2 separate regions of the Homo sapiens genome follow, and region 2 is linked to region 1. A link is a contact called in ENCODE Hi-C data. All regions are on one chromosome and are shown on one strand. Each heading gives the region's core, a stretch centred on a gene start or an enhancer-like site at or near the end of the contact. The rest is flanking DNA. Distances are from core to core; before and after follow the strand shown.

Region 1 (2,700 bases), core at 171-2,670:
GCGCGGGAGGAGGAGAAGCAGTGGGGAGGCGCAGCCGCTCACCTGCGGGGCAGGGCGCGGAGGAGGGACCCGGGCTGCGCGCTCTCGGGCCGAGGAACCAGGACGCGCCCGGAGCCTCGCACGCGGCCAAGCTCGGGGCGTCCCCTCCCCTCGGCCGGGCGAACTCAAGGGGCGCAGCTCTTTGCTTTGACAGAGCTGGCCGGCGGAGGCGTGCAGAGCGGCGAGCCGGCGAGCCAGGCTGAGAAACTCGAGCCGGGAACAAAGAGGGGTCGGACTGAGTGTGTGTGTCGGCTCGAGCTCCGGGCAGAGGCATTTGGGCCCGAGGCCCCCGCTGTGACTCCCCGAGACTCCGCAGTGCCCTCCACTGCGGAGTCCCCGCGCTTGCCGGCAAAAACTTTATTCTTGGCAAACTTCTCTTTCTCTTCCCCTCCTCCTCGGCCCCCATCTTCTGCTCCTCCTCCTTCTCTAGCAGATTAAATGAGCCTCGAGAAGAAAAACCGAAGCGAAAGGGAAGAAAATAAGAAGATCTAAAACGGACATCTCCAGCGTGGGTGGCTCCTTTTTCTTTTTCTTTTTTTCCCACCCTTCAGGAAGTGGACGTTTCGTTATCTTCTGATCCTTGCACCTTCTTTTGGGGCAAACGGGGCCCTTCTGCCCAGATCCCCTCTCTTTTCTCGGAAAACAAACTACTAAGTCGGCATCCGGGGTAACTACAGTGGAGAGGGTTTCCGCGGAGACGCGCCGCCGGACCCTCCTCTGCACTTTGGGGAGGCGTGCTCCCTCCAGAACCGGCGTTCTCCGCGCGCAAATCCCGGCGACGCGGGGTCGCGGGGTGGCCGCCGGGGCAGCCTCGTCTAGCGCGCGCCGCGCAGACGCCCCCGGAGTCGCCAGCTACCGCAGCCCTCGCCGCCCAGTGCCCTTCGGCCTCGGGGGCGGGCGCCTGCGTCGGTCTCCGCGAAGCGGGAAAGCGCGGCGGCCGCCGGGATTCGGGCGCCGCGGCAGCTGCTCCGGCTGCCGGCCGGCGGCCCCGCGCTCGCCCGCCCCGCTTCCGCCCGCTGTCCTGCTGCACGAACCCTTCCAACTCTCCTTTCCTCCCCCACCCTTGAGTTACCCCTCTGTCTTTCCTGCTGTTGCGCGGGTGCTCCCACAGCGGAGCGGAGATTACAGAGCCGCCGGGATGCCCCAACTCTCCGGAGGAGGTGGCGGCGGCGGGGGGGACCCGGAACTCTGCGCCACGGACGAGATGATCCCCTTCAAGGACGAGGGCGATCCTCAGAAGGAAAAGATCTTCGCCGAGATCAGTCATCCCGAAGAGGAAGGCGATTTAGCTGACATCAAGTCTTCCTTGGTGAACGAGTCTGAAATCATCCCGGCCAGCAACGGACACGAGGTGAGCGGGCCGCTGCCCCAGTTCCGAGAGGCGTGGCGGGTCCCTGGGAAACTCAGAGAGGGAGGAAGGGAACGAAGGCGCCCGGCCGCCCGGCTGAGGGTCCCGAGTAGATCCCTCGTTTGTTTTGGGGTGTGTGCGTAGCTGGGCCCCCGGTCCGCAGTGTGTGTGTGTGTGTGTGTGTGTGTGTGTGTGTGTGTGTGTGTAGGATGGGAGGTAGAGGGGCAGGGTAACTTATTCCAAATGGATCAGTTTAGGGGGTTCGGTGGCTGAACGGTTGGTTCGCGGGCAGGAACCCACAATGTTTCGCCTTCGGTCTTTTTGTTGGGCTGAGGGGTGCCGTGCTTTAAAGCGAGTAGGGCTGAATAACGCTACTGATAAATTCTTCCGTGGGACGGAAAACAAAGTGCACACGCTATCTCTTGGTAGATGTCTCTGCAAAAGTGCGTTAAACCACCAAAGGCTTAGGTGGAGACGAGCAGAGCCACAGGCGGGAGGAAGGGGAGGCGGGCGTGGGCTGGGGCAGGCGGGGCCGTCCCTACCACCGGTGAGCCGGGCCGCGGGGAGCAGGCCGGCCGATGGGGCGCGCACCCGGGCTGCGGGGGCGGTGCGGGGTTCAGTCCCTGCGGCCCCAGCGCCTGGGCTAGCAGCTGGGAGCTGTGGGTGCGCCGAGCCGACCCACCGCAAGGGTACACCCTGGCTGTACCGCCCCCAACTCTAGTTTTCTCCAACCGCCATCACTTGGAAACAAACCCACAACTTTTATTTGGGGTTTGGGACCGGATCAGGCCTTAAATCTACGCAGAAGAAAGGCGGAGAAGCAGCGGAAGCCGGGCACTAGTCCTGCAGGGTGGAAGGCGCTTTATCGGGTCTTCTGGCCCGCTGCGGGCGATAGAGCTGGTAACCTGAGTAGAGTAAATAGAGACACGTGGGTGCTGGCTAGAGAAAGCGCGGAGCAGGGCCGCGCTGGAGGGCTGTTTGAAGCCTAGTCCAGAGCTGGTCTAGGGGGCGGATGGACCCTGATACCCGACACTCCACTGGTCACCCTTGTTCCACAACTGGGAAACCCTCTGGAGGAAATCCGGTAGAAAAGTCCTGACACCCGAATGATTTAACCAACGCCTTTTCCCTCCAAAGAAACTTGGAGGATATACCTTTTTTTCCTTAAATGGCATCTTTCTACCCCCAAAAAGAAAGTGTGTGGTTTTGAGGGCGGGGACATTTTGGGTTTTAAACAGCGCGTTTAAGAACACCTCAGATCTGCCTTCTCTATCCCAATGGCAGAGGTGAGTACGAATTTTGAAAGGCTGGGG
Region 2 (2,700 bases), core at 68-2,567, 2.5 Mb before region 1:
TATTTTGAATATGTTTGGATTTCTTTCTTTAATTTCTTTGGAAATTAAATTTGCTTGGAAACAGTGCTATAAAGAGTTGATGTCTCCAAAGGTGATTTTTTTTGTTTTATATAAATAAGGTTTTGCTTTTGCTAGTTGAGCGCAGTTCTAGGCTTTTCGCCCTTAGCTCACACACACCCCTTCTGCCTGCTTGGACTTTAATGGCTCAAGACAGCCTTGAGCTCACTGGGAAAAGAAAATGACTGTTAAAAATTATCCTTGAAATTGGTTATTTGGCAACATTCTTAATTGTATGGAAATTCATTAAGGCATATTTCATATATAATTAGCTCAAGGTTGTTGATTCTACAGGCTTTATGGATTTAAATCTGATTGATAATAAAGTAAACAAGAGAGTCGAATTTAAAGCGTGGCTCTCTCGGGTTAGGACGAGCTTAATACAGTGTACAAGGAATTTGAAAGATCTAGGATATGTGTCTTAATCAACGTTAAGTAGAATGGATAAGCTTTCAGCATTTTGAAAACGCTGGGTTAGGGTTTCTCTTCTATTGTGTGTTTTCTGTCTGGGGACTAATAAGCATCACAGAGAACGTGATCTGAGGCGACTTTTTATTCTTGTATAAATCCAGAGTGAACCACCAAACAGTTGTTCGTTTAAAGTCAAGGTAATTTTCTTTTGACGGGTCCATTTGCTTCTCGATTTCTAATTTATTAGCCTGCCTTTTCAGGGCTCTGTCTTCTTTGCAATTAAAGCTTCTTCAGATTAGCGCAGCATTCACTTGACAGGCTGTTTGGAAAATTTAAGATCGGAGAGGTGATTTGTTGCTGTTTTTCAAATTTTCTAGTTTTAAGTAACGTGTCTCCTTTTTATATGGGGTGGGGGATTGGAAATGGATGTAGTGAGACACAAAGAGTGGGTGTCTTGTTGATCCTTGTACCTTTCTCTTCTTGACCATTCCACTCTCTTCTCCCAAGCCTTCGACTCCTAGCCTCATCTCTTCACCTTTGGGTTCGTACTAAAAGCCGGATCGCCTTGGGCTGGGCAGGAGCTGAATTCCCGGGAGCTTGCCTGTGTAGACCCAGTGCGCACGGCGAGGCAGTAGCCCGGCCCCGCACTGCTGATAGGTGCAGGCAGGACAGTCCCTCCACCGCGGCTCGGGGCGTCCTGATTGGTGCGGAGCCACGTCAGTCGCACCCGGAGAAGGGTCTGGGAGGAGGCGGAGGCGGAGAGGGCTGGGGAGGGCCGCGGCGGAGTGACGTCTCGGCACCAGGAAGCCCGCCTCTGGTTTTAAGATGTTAGGCCAACAGGGAAGCGCGGAGCCGCAGATCTGGTCCGTCGCTCGCCTGGGTGCCTGGAGCTGAGCTGCGGCAAGGCCCGGCTCCTGTTCGACCGCCCGAGGGGTGTGCGTGTGCGCGTTGCGGAGGGTGCGCTCAGAGGGCCGCGTCGTGGCTGCAGCGGCTGCTGCCGCCGCAGGGGATCTAATATCACCTACCTGTCCCTGTCACTCTTGACACTTCTCTGTCAGGGCTGCCGCGTGGGGGGGGGGCGGGCAGAGCGCGGTCGGCGTTAGCTTTCCTTATTGGAGGGGTTCTTGGGGGAGGGAGGGAGAGAAGAAGGGGGTCTTTGCCCACTCTTGTTTCGCTTTGGAGCTTGGAAGCCTGCTCCCTAAAGACGCTCTGAGTGGTGCCCTTCTGCCCACATCCCATGTCTTCGTTTGCCCGCTGACTTTCCGTCTCCGGACTTTTTCGCTTGAGCCTTCCGGAGGAGACGGGGGCAGCTTGGCTTGAGAACTCGGCGGGGGTTGCGTCCCCTGGCTCTCCCCGCAGCGGGGAAACTCCGCGCCTAGAGCGCGACCCGGAGCGGGCAGCGGCGGCTACGGGGGCTCGGCGGGGCAGTAGCCAAGGACTAGTAGAGCGTCGCGCTCCCTCGTCCATGAACTGCATGAAAGGCCCGCTTCACTTGGAGCACCGAGCAGCGGGGACCAAGCTGTCGGCCGTCTCCTCATCTTCCTGTCACCATCCCCAGCCGTTAGCCATGGCTTCGGTTCTGGCTCCCGGTCAGCCCCGGTCGCTGGACTCCTCCAAGCACAGGCTGGAGGTGCACACCATCTCCGACACCTCCAGCCCGGAGGCCGCAGGTAAGGCGCCGCGCCGCCCTGCAGACATTCCCGCTCAGCTGCTCTGCGCCACCCGCTCCCTCTCGCCCCAAGGAAGTCAGCCCCTCCGGGGGGAGGCGTGGTGGGAGTGGTCGTTCGCCTGGCTCCCCGCAGAACTTCCGGGAGCCGGAATTTTGACTACCCCGCATCCCTTTAGTTCTCCCTCGACCGGCCCGGCTCCTGGGGCGCTAAGGGCGCGAGCAATTCTGCCGCCCTCTCTATTCGTACCCTGGCCTCCCTTCTGTTTCCTGGGTCACAAAAATCCCAGCATCTTGATTCGAGGACCTTCAGAGGCCGCCGACCTCTGTCCCTGTTTTCCTCTCGGCTTTCAGCTCCCGAGGAGCTCCACTCGTTAGGAAATTGCCTGAAACCACTCAGAAATGCCCTTCGCGAAGAGGCATTTTTTTTTTTTTTTTGGGAAAGGGCCGGCGAACTTCGGTGCCCAACCGAATCCCCACATCTTTTCCTAGCCTTCCCAAACCGCATGGAAATCTGAGCTTTCTGCGAGGGGGAGGGGGGTCTGTAAACCACGCGCGTGTGCGCG

The links. A loop is a pair of places that touch in the nucleus more often than their neighbours do. Pooled maps may share reads with other maps.
Region 2: a loop to region 1 is called in a map of ascending aorta, with 5 times the contacts of the local background. The contact joins the promoter of PITX2 here to the promoter of LEF1-AS1 in region 1. A Hi-C loop is called at or near these places in 1 of 168 maps with a recorded cell type or tissue (ascending aorta), 3 of 37 single-sample maps with no recorded cell type and 3 of 50 pooled maps.

Annotation. Positions count from the first base shown.
Region 1 is chr4:108,166,245-108,168,944 of GRCh38, reverse strand. LEF1-AS1 (LEF1 antisense RNA 1) reads right to left here and starts at 1,420. Exons shown (of 3, transcript NR_029374.1): 1 at 1,112-1,420. It overlaps LEF1 (lymphoid enhancer binding factor 1), which reads left to right and starts at 13. Exons shown (of 12, transcript NM_016269.5): 1 at 13-1,390. The coding sequence starts at 1,178. It overlaps LOC124900752, which reads right to left and starts at 1,006. Exons shown (of 2, transcript XM_047416528.1): 1 at 43-1,006. The coding sequence starts at 445. RefSeq lists silencers at 14-63, 1,820-2,059 and enhancers at 324-413, 1,441-1,942.
Region 2 is chr4:110,621,694-110,624,393 of GRCh38, reverse strand. PITX2 (paired like homeodomain 2) reads left to right here and starts at 1,317. Exons shown (of 3, transcript NM_000325.6): 1 at 1,317-2,138. The coding sequence starts at 1,934. RefSeq lists a silencer at 1,257-1,346.